2 separate regions of the Mus musculus genome follow, and region 1 is linked to region 2. The links are chromatin loops, found by intact Hi-C in ENCODE. Cell type or tissue: left cerebral cortex. All regions are shown on one strand.

Region 1 (8,000 bases), 170 kb after region 2:
AAGCTAGAATTATATGAAACAGTAGTTTTCAGTCAGACAACAGAGTAAGAGAGAAGGCAAACGGGTTGAACCCAGCAGCTGTCCAGGCTGACTGTTTAGCGTCTGCAGGCTGTGGTGGAGGGTGGAGGGTGGAGGGCAGAGGCCATGGCAGCCCTGAGGTGAGTGAGGTCCAGGGAGGGAACACTGGCAGGAACTCATGGAACAGATATACTTCGGGACAGGGAGCTCTGGAGTCCAGAGGGGCCGCTCTCAACGTCAGCCATTATGTTACACATAGACTCACACATGGGAACCCAGGAGGAAGGCATCGGCAAAATACACTTCCAAGGCTAACAAGCCAAACTGGTGAACGCTCAGATGCACGGGGAAGAGAGGACTCCTGGTCAGACAGATCAGCAAAAGACAAAGAAGAGGGCCGGGAGACGGCACAGAGTTCAGCTCCTTGCTCTTGCAGGGGATCTGGGTTCTGTTCCCTAGATCCATGCTGAATAGCTCACAAATGCATATAACTCCAGCTTCAAGGGATCTGACACCCTCTTCTGCCATGTGCAGGAACACACACACACACACACACACACACACACACACACACGTAAAAATAAAATAAACCTTAAAAAGAGACGGAGAGCTAATGACTTAGGCACACAGGTGAGATCGAGCCAGCTGTACTACTTCTATGCTGAGATAGATGACTTTATGTTAACTGTAGTTCAATGCAGCTGTAAGCACAACACGAGGAGTGGACACATTGAAGCTTGGTAAGAGCACCTCTTTGGTCTTTGATTACCCACAAAGACATCTCTTCCCGTAAAGACTTGCATGTGACCTCATCATTCCAACTCACCCCCTGAGTATTTTGGGTTTTACATACAGATGCTCTTACTGGAGTGCCCTCCCATCTGGAACCTGGGTTCTTGCAGACAATTTGAAGGTATGCATCTTTGCATAATCTCTATTGCACGCAAACGAACACCCTTAGTGCTCAAAAATAGCATGAGGACTGCTCTGTACTCATGAGACCTGTGGTTCTGTGGGTACGCTTCACTTGCCAGTGTTCTGAGAAGAGGGGTACCTGAACCTTACAGCAACACAAATTTAAAAAAAAAAAAAAGGGAGCATTTTAAATTAACATCTAGAACACACATTACGTGCGCTTGTTTTTCTCTGGTCTAGGAAAGGTGCCCACGATTTATTCCACTATATTATCCAAGTCAAACCATCAAACCAAGGAGTCACTGACTGGGTATGCACTTGTTGTGAGACACTGGTAAGAGGCAAGTGTGTACAAACTCAGGTATATCTGCACACAATGCCTTTGGTACTCAACCTCCCCCTATGTTTTAAGTTTGTTGAGAAACACTGAATATGGTTCTAAAATCAAGAGAGATCTACCATACTACTCACTTCACCGAAGGCCAGTTAGCCTTTTCTAGTTACCCTGACCTTGAATTATTCACTTGTCTAATTAATCACAGGATTCTAATCATCCGTAGACTTTGGTCTCAATCACTGTAAGTATTATCTTTACTAGGGTGTGAACGATCAGAACTTTCTTCTTGGTCACTTTTGACAGCATTGCCAACATCTCCCACTATGCCCAGGTCACTGCCGTGCCACAAGGACTTGCTGAGCTGAAATGAGCTGAGTCCAGTGACTCAGTGGTTCCCAACCCGAGGGGCCAGCGAGCCTTTCACAGGGGCCACCTAAGAACATCAGAAAACGCAGATATTCACACTACAATTTACAGCAGTAGCAAAATTACAGCTATAAAGGATCAAGAAAATAATTTTAGGGTTGGGAGTCACCACAACACGGGGAACAGTATTAAAGGGTTCAGTGGGTGGGTGCATGAGGGGGGTGGCTAGGGGGGTGGGGTCCCCCCTCAGAGGCAAGGGTGAGAAAGCGATGAGGTGAAGAACTCTTAAAGGTGGGGACTGAGAAGGGGGACAACATTTGGCATGTAAATAAATGAAACAATAAAAAAATCTTTGATACACTATAAAAAAAATAAAGGGTCACAGCGTTAGGAAGGGTGAGAGTACTGCCTTAACTGGTAGCAGCATTCCTAGAGGTTCTCAGACATTTATTCAGATTTTGCTAGAATCATTATATGACAGAGAATATGCTTCTTAATAAGCCAGCCAATTCTATTGAGCAAGGCATTTAAAGGTTATGCCTGCCTGCCTTCCTTGTTTATTTATTTTATTTTATTTTATTTATATGAGTAATATACTGTGGCTGACTTCAGACACACCAGAAGAGAGCATTGAATCCCATCAGATCCCATTACAGATGGTTGTGAGCCACCATGTGGTTGCTGGGATTTGAACTCAGGACCTCTGGAGGAGCAGTCAATGCTCTTAACCGCTGAGCCATCTCTCCAGCCCCCCCACAGTTATGGAACTTCTAAAATAACAACTACAGAACCAGAGCAAAGTAAGTAAAGTACATCAAGGGTCACTATGATGTCATTGGAATTATTAACATGCACAAAGTTAGTTTAAAAACACGTGCCAACAAGGAAATTATTATGCAAATATAATAAAATTAAGAAATGATTAATACAGTAAGGAGACTAAGCAAACACCAGCAATCCAGTCACATGATCAGAACTGTCCCTTCGGAAGACGACCATACTGATGTGGCGTTAATAAGACCAAACTCAGGGGAAGCCTTGAAGGCAGGCAGTTTCTAAGACCTAGGTGGGAGCTGAGGAGACGCATCAGTCAGTGGGTGTGCTTAGATCACCAGCACCCACATAAGAAGCTGTGCATGGTGGCAGGTGTCTGTAACTCCAGAGTTGGGTCAGGGATAAAAGAGGGTCCCTGGAGCTCACTGGCCAACCCATGTAATTCAACCTGTGACCTAGTTACAGACAAATCCTGTCTCAGAAAGCAGGATGGAGAATAGCAGAGGAAGAGGGTCAACACTGGTGTCTGACCTGCACACACACAGACACACATGCATACATCTGAGCATGGACACACACACACACACACACACTCATATAGCTATTACACACATATACATGCAAACTAATTAAATTTTTTAGAAAATAGGTATTACCCTAAATTGAGATGGTAGCAATAAGGATAAAGAAAATGTAAACTGGAAATTTAATATAACTGAAGAGATGGTTCAAATGCCTCTGAGTCTCACAACCTAAGTTTGACCCCTTGATTCTCCATAGTAGGAGAGAACTGACTCCCTCAAGCTATCCTCTGAATTCTGCACACATGCTGTGAGACACATGCATGTACACACACACCACACACACCACACACACACACACAGAACCCACAAGGCAATGACTAGATACAGAAAGTGAGGAGGACGGAGTTCAGAATGCCAGTGGCCCTGCACTGAGCTGTGTGGGAGGCACGAAGGTAAACAGTACAGGAGAAGCAGCAGCGCTGGAGATAACCCAGGTCTATACCACACACTCCATCATTACCCAGGTCTATACCACATACTCGTTATTACCCAGGTCTATACCACATACTCCATCATTACCCAGGTCTATACCACATACTCGTCATTACCCAGGTCTATACCACATACTCCATCATTACCCAGGTCTATACCACATACTCCATCATTACCCAGGTCTATACCACACACTCCATCATTACCCAGGTCTATACCACATACTCCGTCATTACCCAGGTCTATACCACATACTCCGTCATTACCCAGGTCTATACCACATACTCCATCATTACCCAGGTCTATACCACATACTCCATCATTACCCAGGTCTATACCACATACTCCATCATTACCCAGGTCTATACCACATACTCCGTCATTACCCAGGTCTATACCACACACTCCATCATTACCCAGGTCTATACCACACACTCCATCATTACCCAGGTCTATACCACATACTCCATCATTACCCAGGTCTATACCACATACTCCATCATTACCCAGGTCTATACCACATACTCCATCATTACCCAGGTCTATACCACATACTCCATCATTACCCAGGTCTATACCACATACTCCGTCATTACCCAGGTCTATACCACATACTCCGTCATTACCCAGGTCTATACTACATACTCGTCATTACCCAGGTCTATACCACATACTCGTCATTACCCAGGTCTATACCACATACTCCATCATTACCCAGGTCTATACTACATACTCGTCATTACCCAGGTCTATACTACATACTCGTCATTACCCAGGTCTATACCACATACTCGTCATTACCCAGGTCTATACCACATACTCCATCATTACCCAGGTCTATACCACACACTCCATCATTACCCAGGTCTATACCACATACTCGTCATTACCCAGGTCTATACCACACACTCCATCATTACCCAGGTCTATACCACATACTCGTCATTACCCAGGTCTATACCACATACTCGTCATACACACGTATAGCACCGACTATATACAAAGCACTGCGTTAGTTACTCAAGACAGAGCAGTATATTGAAAATGTCATAAACCCACACAGGATAAAATGAAAACTTGTCCATCCAAAAAGCAGGTAGACACATGAATCTGAACTTAGGGAACAGCCAACTTGTTTATATAAACTCTCCCATGATTTAGTCTATCATCCTTAAATACTCAGCACTAAAAAGATCACAGCCCCTGAGTTACGCCCCACAGCCCCGACTTTAAAAAACAACCTAAAATCTGAGTAAATTCCTCAGAACTTTAAGAGACCAAGTTGCCCTGCTTTAATGTGCGAATTGACAAAGCAGTACACATTTATTGCACCCCTGTACAAGGGCATCATGGCACAATGGTTTCAATACTGCCATCTAATGTTAAAAGGAAGAATTACACAACCTAAAAACCATTACAAAATCTGAACTACCCAAGGCATAAGAATCCATCTGAAGATCTCCATCACTGCCGAGTGGCCACACTGGATGGATCTGCTTCGTCAGGCAGATGTTTAATGTTAGGAACGGCCATTGTCCTCCAAGGAGGGTCTCCAATTTTACATTCCAGTCAGCCATGAGTGAGGGTGATCCTTTCATTTTCCCCAGCTTAAGGGTGCTAAGTGGCATTTCACTGAGACACTGATAGCCACGGTGACAGATGATAGAAGATTATGGTGAACGTTTTCTCATATGCCATCCATGTATCTTCTTTAATGATATCTATGCAAATCTTTTGTACTTTTTGGGGGGAGGGAGAGGAAGGAGACATTGAACACCTATTCAACCAATGAGTGGACTTATATACTTTTAAAGTGCATATTCTACCACTATACCTGTAAGCCCTCTTTTATACCTTCAAGGGGTGTGTGTGTGTGTGTGTGTGTGTGTGTGCGCATTTTCTTACTAAGTAAGATGTAATTCTCTGTACATTCTGGATTCAAATTACTATATGTATATAAGTTTTGCAAATATTTTCTATTTCCCAAATAGTACCCTTTGAGAAAAATAGTTTAAAATTAAAAAAATCTATTTAATGAATTTTTATTAACGGATCATGTTTTGGGCATTACATTTAAGAAAGCCTCACTTAATCCAAGGTTATGACTGAGTTTAATCTCTTATAATTAGGCTATTTCTATTCTTTTCTCTTACAGTAAGATCTGTACTTCCTTCTTATTAGTAGTATGAGAGGTCTAAGTATCTTGTTTTTAGCATGGATACCCAAGTGTCCCAGCATCATCTGTTACCAACGGCATCCTCTTCACCATATTGCCTTGGCATCTTTTGTTGAAAACCAATTTAACATACATAGTTGTTCTTCAGTATTCCTGGGGAATTGGTTCTGCGACTGCCTGTGGAAACTCACATATAAAATGATGTTGTCCTTACAGAGGACTTACATTTATACTGCCATGCATTTCCCATGATCCCAGATTATTTCTAATAGCGATAGAAAGGTTCCGCATTATTCAGAGAATATTGACAAGTAAAAGACTCTATATATTCAGGACCCATGTGAATTTAGATTTGTAGTTAAATAAATACCAAAGAGGGAAACCCATGGATATGGGGGCCTACTATATATGGGTTTATTTCACAATGTTACTGTAGCCCTCTATCTATCTGACTAGGACTCTATTATGTCTACGGCTATCTGCTTGTTTTTGAGGCAGGGTGTCCCTCAAACTCATAATTCTGTCCTAGCCTCCAAAGTGCTAGGATTCCTGGTGCACACCATCACACAAGGCTTCCTGTAAGTTCTCACAGAAGTATGACAAATCTGGATTTTCTGTTCTTTTTCAAAATTATTTTCATTTCTATAGATTCTTTATATTTCTGTGTAAGTTTAGAACTAACTTCTCAATTCCTACAAGAAAACTTGTGAGATTTGATAAGATTTCCACTCATCCATAGCCAAGTGTGACGGTGTATGCCTTTAACCCCAGCCACTTGGGAGGCAGGAACTGTGAATTCAAGGCCAGCCTGCTCTACGTAGTTCCAGTATAGCCAGAGCTACATAATAAAAAAGAAAGAAAAAAAGGGGGGCGGGGGGGGGGGGAATTCTATTCAACCAATAGCTAGGTCTTTCTATTCAACCAATAGCTAGGTCTTTCAATTCTGGGGCTGGGGTTATTTGGAATTTCCTCATACTATCCTGATTTTTCAGTATACAGAAATTCTCATTTATTTTAAAACATTACTGATAAAGTTGTTTAAGAGCCTCCTGACACAATTATAAATGTATCATCCCTTAGACTCAGCACTGAGCAAATGAACAATGATCAAATGGGAAAGGTCTGTTATCTCATAAAGTGTAAGAGCTGGAAGTCACTCAGAAAATCAAACAGGAAAAAGTTAACTCCTATCCTAAGTATTATCTTTATTTGAAATCTCCACCCCCCAGAAGCTTCTGGCTGGACCAGGAGACCGGCTTAGCTGATAACAGAACTGGCTGCTAAGCCCCAAGTTTCATAGCTGGAACCCATATGGTAGAAGAGAAAAATCAAGTCCTGCAAGCTGTCCCTTGGCGTCCACACAATAAATAAATAAACATATATAAGTTAAAAACTGTTTCTGGTAGCAGAAACCAAATTAATCTAATTGGGGATTTTGTTTTATTAGGTTTTTTTTTTCCTCCTCTAACCCCTGTTAAACCCAAGAACATTTTACAAATTAGTGCTGTATGAACAAAACTCAGTACAAACCACACTGAAACAGACCATCCCCAGCTTTTGTTGCCCCGTTTTGGTCAACGTCTGTCAAATGAAACAGGGTTGAGGTCCCACCACACATTTCTAGCCGAAGCTTTAACTTCTGTTTGCTTTTGGTGCTGGAGACCTCACACCTGGCACGCACTCTACCAGTGACTGTACCCTCCCGCCATACTGTAAAAGTGAGTTCAAAAGTAGGAATGCTAGCAGAAGATTCTTCTCAAAGGACAGATTCCCTTTTAAAATAAAAGTCTTTTGCATATTCATAGCAGAAGCCATTTTACAACAGAAACTAGAAAGAAGCCATGTGCCACTGCGGCAGGAAGCGGATAAAGGCCAGTGCACACGTAAGGCAAGGGCCCCCACACTACAGTGCACACGCAGCCGCAGTGATTGTTACAAAGGGAATGTGAGAGAAAACACCATCATCAGGAGACAATACCAAGTGTGACTGCAACAAAACTAATATATTGATTGGTTAATATCAATTACCATATCAAGGTTTTATAAAAATATAGTTTAAAAAAAATTATGCATTGTATGGTATTTTCCAGAAGCTTACAAATAGTAAGTTCCAGATGTACTCCACGGGGTTTTTTTGTTTGTTTGTTTTTGTTTTTTCGAGACAGGGTTTCTCTGTGTAGCCCTGGCTGTCCTGGAACTCACTCTGTAGACCAGGCTGGCCCCCTCGAACTCAGAAATCCGCCTGCCTCTGCCTCCCGAGTGCTGGGACTGAAGGCGTGCGCCACCACGCCCGGCTTGTACTCCACGTTTTTAAAGACGCTTTTACCTTTGCTTCTGCTCCACTGCTTTGTCCAGGTGTAGAAAAATGTCCTGAAATAGGTTGCAGCTGGACCGGCTG
Region 2 (8,000 bases):
TTTTATATTTCATATTTCCTTTTTTCTCTTTCTGTATTGATTTTGAATTCACATAGGCTTGGTAGTACTGCAACATTGCATGAGATGTGTATGTAATGTCCAGCCTCTGCCTTCTTCCCAGCCTTACTGTACTCGTGTCCTGTGTCTCACAGAGTCTGTACTTAGGACTTCCCTCCTGCTTTCTGTACCTAAATTCAAGATTGTTGTGCGGATAGTCGTTCTTTCCTTTGTTGCCTTTTTATCAAATACAAATAACTAAATTCCTGTTTTTAAAAAAGTACTTGTTTATTATTATTACTATTATTATTATTATATGTATAAGCACTCTGGCTGTATGTACACCTACATGCAAGAAGAGGGCATCATATCTATTTACAGATAGTCAGGGCCTACTATGTGGTTGCTGGGAATTGAACTCAGGATCTTTGGAAGAGCAGCCAGTGCTCTTAACCACTGAGCCATCTCACCAGCTCCACCCAATTTCTCTTCATTTAGCATTTCTATTTAAAAGGATGACACTGATTTGAAGGTCATAGTTGCACAGTTGAATGATGAATGTGTTGTTGAAATGAAGAAAACTTAAAACATTCCTAGAATTAGTGGAAATAAAATTAGCATTCCAAAACCTATGGGATCCAAGGAAACAGTCCAAAGAAGGAAGCTTACCATTCTATGTTCCTGCATTAAAATTTAGATCTCAAATAACCTGATGATGCCTTTTAGGACATTGGAAAGTAAGAAAGAAAAAAAAATGCCCAGAGCAGTGGACCATGTGAAATAGCTAAAATCAGGACAGAGATTAATGAAATAGAAAGAAACAAACAAAAATTACAAAGAATCAGTGAAACAAACAGTTCTTTCTTTGAAAAGATTGATAAGCCTTTAGTCCAGTTAGTAGAAAGAGAAGACCTTGGGCTGGTGAGATGGCTCAATGGGTAAGAGCATCCGACTGCTCTTCTGAAGGTCCAGAGTTCAAATCCCAGCAACCACATGGTGGCTCACAACCATCCGTAACGAGATCTGACTCCCTCTTCTGGAGTGTCTGAAGACAGCTACAGTGTACTTACATATACTTTACTTAAATAAATAAATCTTAAAAAAAAAAAAGAAAGAAAGAGAAGACCTGACTGATTAAAGTCAGAGATGGGAAGGGAGGCACTGTCACAGCACTGAGGGAGTTCAGAAACCGTGCCGGCAGTAGGTTTAAAACTGTGCTAAACTAGGCAATGTATAGAAGTAGATAACTGTTTACATGACTTACTAAATTTAAACCAAGACGGAGAAGTCGTTTAAACCTCTCTATAGCAAGCAATGAACATGAAACGGTATTAAAAATCTCCCAGAAGGAGCTGGAGACGGTTCAGTGAATTAGACTACTTGCTCTTGCATCCACATGATGGCTCACATCCGTTCTACTCTAGTTCCAAGGATCTGATGCCTTCTTCTGACCTCCGTGGTCATCAGGCATACACACTGAACATATATCTATACAGGCAAAACATTTATACATGTAAAATTAAATAAATATAAAAATGTTTAAATCTCCCAATTAAAAAAACGCAGGGCCAGGTAGATTCAGCACAGAATTTTAGACCTTCAAAGAACATCTTAAGCCAAAATTTTTCAAATCATTCTTTAAGAATTTTATAATGTCTCCTTTTAAAATTTGTTTGTTTGAAAAAGGTAGGTACTTTGTGTAGCCTCAGCTGTTGGCTGGCCTGGTACTTAATAGGTAGCCCAGGCTAGCCTTCAATCCCTCCTGATGTGCCTCCTGAGTGCTGCTGGGGTGATAGAATAACAGGCATGTGTCACGGAACCCAACTTATTTTTATCTTTTTTCCCTGTATAGAATTACTATTCTTAAAACAAAATATTCCATAATTAGAAATTGAGTAATAAAGGTGGCATCCATTCCTTAGGAGTGAAGAAAATTATCGTGGCAAATGGGTATATGGGGAGAACCTAGGGGTGGACGTCTGCTGTCTCTTCATATCCTGCTTCTATGACTTGTCTACCCTTGCCCAGCCTTCAGACTATTAATAGAGTATGAAAATTGTGCTGCTTACTTGCAGGATTAAATGAAAATTATATGTATAAGCTGCTTAGCATTGGAAATGAGACCTTAGATTGTGGATAGTAAACATGAATACATTGATTTTCTTGTTTATTTTTTCCTTGTTGTACATTGGTGTGTTTTAAGTTTCCCCAAGCCCTGTAAGCTTAGATGGAAGGACAAAACCAAGTGCTAAATTGAATTAGTATTCAGGTACCATTGTGCTAGAAAGGAATTTTAAGTGTAAAGACATGTGCACATGTTTCAGATGTAATGACAAATAATGAAAAAAAATTTTTTTTAATTATAGTTTTATGGTACTAATAGCTAGCCATTTCTCTTTACTTGGGTGTTACAACATTCTGAACATTAATTCTCAGATGGATATTTTGTAAGTATTTTGCTTAATTTTGTATATTCATTATAAACATATTTCATGTTTATTTAAGGTGGATAGACACGTAGATCTTCTAGAAGTTGCCCAGGAAACTGATGGATTTTCAGGAAGTGACCTAAAAGAAATGTGTCGGGATGCCGCCCTCCTCTGTGTCAGGGAATATGTCAATTCTACATCAGAAGAGAGGTAACTGTGTAGACTCAATTTCTGGTATCTGTCAAACACTTTTGATGAGGTGATTATTGTTGTTTTGCTTTATACTAGATTACTTACAGAAAAAGACAATTGAATTAGCAACTTGTGCCTTTATTATTTATTGGCATTTTCCTGTATGTGTTTGTGTATGTATATGGATATATGCTCATCTGTGTGCATGCAGGCTGATGTTGAGTGCCTTACCACCTTAGCTTTTGAAATGATGGGGTCTTACTGACCCAGAGGTCTCTAGTTATACTAGATTGGCTGTTCAGCGAGATCTAGGGACCCTTCTGTCACAGCCTTCACACTCCTGGGATAACAGGCACACTCCACCTTTTTTTTTTAAATGTGAGATGATACTCAAGTCCTCATGGTGGCCTAGCAAGTGCTTTACCTCTTGAGCTACTCCCCAGCCCTTGTTGCCGTCTTCCTAAAGAAGTCTCTAAATGGAAAAACTGCTGTGGGGATGTTCTAGAATTAAGGGGCAAAATGCTGAGTTTTATTTGATAAGCAATGGGGTGAGTCACAAAAACCCAGGCTTGCCCTCTTTGTTAGGAAAACGGGGTTCTCTAGAATCTATAGATTGTTTCTGTACCTTAAAATTCCTTTCTGTGTAGAAATGAGTATGTATCTTTCAGAAACTTCATACATAACAAAAGTGTGTGGAGCAGTGTGGACAGGGCTGCTACTTAACAGTAATGCAGTTACTAACATGTAACATGACTCGCATGTCAGTCACTTTCACTTGGAACCACTTTGTAAATGTGGTGAGTTTGGGAAATCAACTTTGTCATCCTTATTTCAGCAAAAGTAAGTTAGCCCTGAATTAACTCCTTTGAGAAAGATTCTGAAAAGGCCTTTCTCCCGAAGCTGCACCATACCACACCTTGTATCTTTTTAGAGTGTCAGCTCTCTGATAAAGAATTTTTTTAGTAAACCAGTATACCTTTGAGGTCATGTTAAAGGAGTTTGCCAACTCTTCTCTTGCTCTGAAGTTTTCATACCATGTAACCCTGACTTGCCAACCTGTTATATCGATGCATTTAATTATAGTGAGTGCCATAGTAAGCTTCTGTTAAAACTCATTCACTTTTGTACGAGGTCCCTGCCAGACAGTAGCACCATACTGCTTCCTCCTGCCCCATGTGAGAGATGCATCCCATGTGTGTACTGCCCATGTATAATTCCAGCTATTTCAGCATGTTAACATCATCAGAAATCTACCTTCCAAAGGTCTTTCTTCTCGCAGAAAAAAATAAAAGAAACAAATAGCATATAAACTGTACTTAATTAATTACATTAATAATGAAAGAAAAACCTTGGAAAGCTCTGAAAATTTCAGTGGGAAAATCCGGTCATTAGACTTGAATCATCCTGTTTTCCTCGAAACATTTTTTCCCCAAGTGTCTGTAAACTGTCAAGTAGCAGAATATACCAGGGGTTTGCTGTTGTTGTCTTGTTTTGTTTTTGGTAAAGTGAAGGGGATTTGAATTATTTGTTTTTTTCAAATTGAGTGTTAAGTTCTACTTCTATCTTATAAAAGGCTACTCACGCACATAAATGTCTGTATATGTCTAGGAATGCTAGATTTTGGTTCTCTATTCACAAGAGTAACTTGATTTCCTGATTAGAATTATGCATCCGTTTGAATAGCTTTCTTTAATGAAAATGTGCTGCTCTTACATTCTTGGTGTGAAGTGACTTATACAGCCATTTTGCTTTGCTACCTCCTACTCCTTGGTGCTTTTAAAAGCTGTCTTTCAAGGGGCTGGCTCAGTGCACTGGCTCACCCACACTGTGGTTCAATATTGTCTGTAACTCCAGGTCCAGGGAACCTGCTGCCCTCTTATGCCCAGGCTCTAGACACACACACAGTGTACATATGGACATGTGGACAGACGCTCATACACATAAAGTAAAATAAAAATAAATCTTAAGCCGGGCGTTGGTGGCACACACCTTTAATCCCAGCACTTGGGGGTTAGAGGCAGGCGGATTTCTGAGTTCGAGGCCGGCCTGGTCTACAGAGTGAGTTCCAGGACAGCCAGGGCTACACAGAGAAACCCTGTCTCGAAAATCAATCAATCAATCAATCAATCAATCAATCAATCTTAAAACAGCGTCTTTCATACACTCATAGAGACACCACCTAGAATGGGTTCATTGCGTTGCCATTCTCTTTGGGCTCTTGAAGGAGGAAGAAACTGTTGTTACTCTCTTGTGTAATTAAAAACAAAATCATTTTTCAACACATGCATCTTTTGAATCTTGGTAAAATATTTTAGGTAGGTATACTCTATAAAGAGATTTGGCAATTTGATTGTTTTGTTTGCATTTTAGTCACGATGAAGATGAAATCCGGCCTGTGCAACAGCAGGACCTGCATCGGGCAATTGAAAAGATGAAGAAGTCAAAGGATGCAGCCTTTCAGAATGTTCTAACTCACGTTTGTTTAGATTAGGAGTTGAGGATCATTTGTGCTGTCCAGTGCTCCCGTCTGCACAGCAGTGAGGGAAATCCAGGCTTGGGTCATATTCTCAGATCTTTGCTCTGTTATATAAACGGTGTTATTGCTTGTCAGAAATCATGCGGAGGAAACTGAGTGCAGCCTGAGTGTGGGTGCTTGTCTGACCTTTTTAGCCATATGCTGTTATAGCCTTATAGAGTCTAAGCTGGTCTTAATGGAGTAAATGATTTGTCATTAGTGAGGAATGGGGTGTGGTTAGGTGCTGGTTTCTAGACACGTGAGTATGAATGTGAGTGTGTGTGTATGAGTGTATATCAAATGTATATATCCACTTTTTTTAAATATTCTGTAGATAGGTTTGAATTCAGAAGCTTTTTTCCCCCCAACTACTGAATCCAAAAGCACCAGATAGTCTGTAGCAAAACTGGGATTTAAGGCAGGATTTGACAGGTCCAGGGAGATTCAGCCATTCCTAGGTGTCACTAGGTGTTTGGGCAGTTTTTTTAAGTTGAACATTTTTCTCTGCGGTTGGTTGAATCAACTACATCTGAATATGCACGTGTCTCAAGTATAGTGGTTGTCAGGAGAATCAGATGACAAACACAGTTTGCTCAGTGATCAGCAGGGATTATTCCACCTCATCCTGCTGTGACACCGAGTAGACTTTTTGAAGTTTTACACTGAATTACATTAAGAAGGATTAAAAACCTTTCAAAAGAATGGGTTTAAGAAACCTCAGTCCTCTTTAATACGTGTACATAATTCTCAGTGTAACAGGTCTGTAACTGTATTAATGTTGTTTGAAAGTTATATGTTCTTTAATTATGTTCAAATTTCATTTGGTCACCCAAACAAAATGATAGTTTATATAAATAGTCACTACTAAATGTGCTAAAAAATACTCACTTTGTAACTTAAATTTAAAATTTTTCTCATTTATAAATGTGTTCAAATAATACACATCAAAATTCTTGTGTTGTATCTGTAGTCACTTGATGCTATGTGAACCACATATAAAACTCTTCTTTTTTCAAACCTCCAGTAGCCAGACTTCTGATTCAGGCACCTTGACATGTGACAGAACTAGAGTACAGTGCCACAGCACAGTCCTAAGGTGCCTCTGAGTCACCAGAGAGATTAAACGACGACGGGTTTTATTATTTGTTTTATTTCTTTGAAAACTAAATTTTCCTATGTTTACTGAGTTAATTTCTCTAGTAATGTGTCTCACAAGAACCTTCTAGACACTTTCTTCCTCCATTTGTGTTTTGGGGTTATAGATTGCGGGAGACTACTTAGGATAACAAAAAGCAAGCTGGGCAAGATTGTAAAGATGATGGGAAATGAATGCTAATACAAGACGCCAAGAAACATATCCTGTTTTTATAATTTACAATAAAAGTCCTTTCCTTTTGATTCTTTTTTCCCCACTTAGTTCTTGATTGTTTTCAGTTGCTTGGATTGCGGATTTTGTTGTTTATAAGATTTGTGTTTGGGCAGTTTTTATATTGCAGTTGACATTTCACATTTTTATAGCAGACATTTTAATATTGATTTATTCTGTTTAAATATGAGTTTTAGTAATTTAATTTTAATGTAATGGCATGTTCAGAAATGATTGATGTGTATATTTCTTTGTGTCTTTTTCATCTTCTATTAAATTCAATAGAATTTATCCAATTACAGCACTGAATTTTTATGGTTCTAACCAGATGAAGAGAAATACACTAATCCCAACAACCATGACTCCTGTAGGCATATTAAGCCATCAAGTCAGAGAAACTATTTCCATATAACTTAGGCAGCTTTTGAGTGTTTGTAATTTCCATTCTGCTTGAGAGAGGCATTTCACATATGTGGTTGGCTGTTAGGTTTTAAAGCGTTTGCTTTGGGTTGTACAGATTGAATCAGGCTTATTTGCTGCTTCGTTTCTGTTCTGATCTATGAGGCAACTGTGGCACCTACTTTTAAGGAGTTGGGACAGTGCGATAGCATGGAGGCACTCAGTAGTGTGCCTTGCAATCACTGCACAAATGTTAGCTATTACGCTACTGACGGCATTCTCTATACTGTATGTAACATGTGTATCTTGTCAGCCCAACTGTGTCTCAGTCTCTAAGCCATTTCTGTCATCTCTAGGCCTACACTCTAGGGACTAAGATGAAAAAGCCATGCGATGGTTCTCTGACTCTCACTGTTGGATGACTTCTGATTGGTTTGATGTCTCCTCCTGTTTTCATGCCTTTTCAAATTGAGATTTTTTAAACTCAGTGTTTGAGTCAGTTTTGACTTTGAGTCAACTTTCACTACCTCTTTCCTGCTGAATCCTACTCCATACCTGCAGTTAAAGCTGGGACTCATTAAGAGCTGGGTTGAAATGATCTAAATATTTTGCTATGGACCATAATAAACCAGGATTATTTAACATCTGTAATTTACGGGTTTGATTCAAGATGACAGTGTCTGGAGGGTCAGCTGCTTGTGTAAGAGTGAGAGGAGCCTCTCATTGGTTGGCTTTATTTCTCTACTGTAATTGGGTTATTTATGGACAGGTTATGGCTTTCTTCTGGATGAAATAAACTGGGTGTTATATAATTACATTTTTAAGCCTCTCTTAAAGTCAGAATGTTAAAAATTGCAAAAAAGGGAGGGTATAGCCTACATGAATAAAATTCCAGCATTGTCTTGGTATCTCAAGTAAAGCTGTACCATCCTCTATGTTTGGGGAAAATTCTGTCCAAAGGGGCCAGAGATAAGATGTAGTAGTTAGGATCATGTGCTATTTGTTCTTGCAGAAGATCTGAGTTTGGTTCCTAGCACCCATGTTGGCCATGTTATACAGTGGTGTATAATTCCATTTCCATGAGACTCTAATGCCTCTGTGA

The links. Peaks named below come from ENCODE experiments on the same cell type or tissue, not always from the same donor. Only the 100,000 strongest peaks of a DNase experiment are listed, where the experiment ranks them.
Region 1: a loop joins it to region 2, with 4 times the contacts of the local background. A loop is called at or near these places in 22 of 42 quality-filtered maps.

The regions. Positions count from the first base shown.
Region 1 is chr19:32,498,446-32,506,445 of GRCm38, reverse strand. It overlaps Minpp1 (multiple inositol polyphosphate histidine phosphatase 1), which reads right to left. Exons shown (of 5, transcript NM_010799.2): 4 at 7,929-8,000. Among named protein-coding and RNA genes, the nearest start is that of Minpp1, 17 kb to the right of the region's middle. In left cerebral cortex, a CTCF peak has its summit at 4,804; a DNase peak (open chromatin) is centred at 4,789.
Region 2 is chr19:32,671,353-32,679,352 of GRCm38, reverse strand. Atad1 (ATPase family, AAA domain containing 1) reads left to right here. Exons shown (of 10, transcript NM_026487.3): 9 at 2,503-2,636; 10 at 4,989-6,790. The coding sequence ends at 5,109. Among named protein-coding and RNA genes, the nearest start is that of Atad1, 37 kb to the left of the region's middle. In left cerebral cortex, no CTCF peak of the experiment used is centred here; a DNase peak (open chromatin) is centred at 4,427.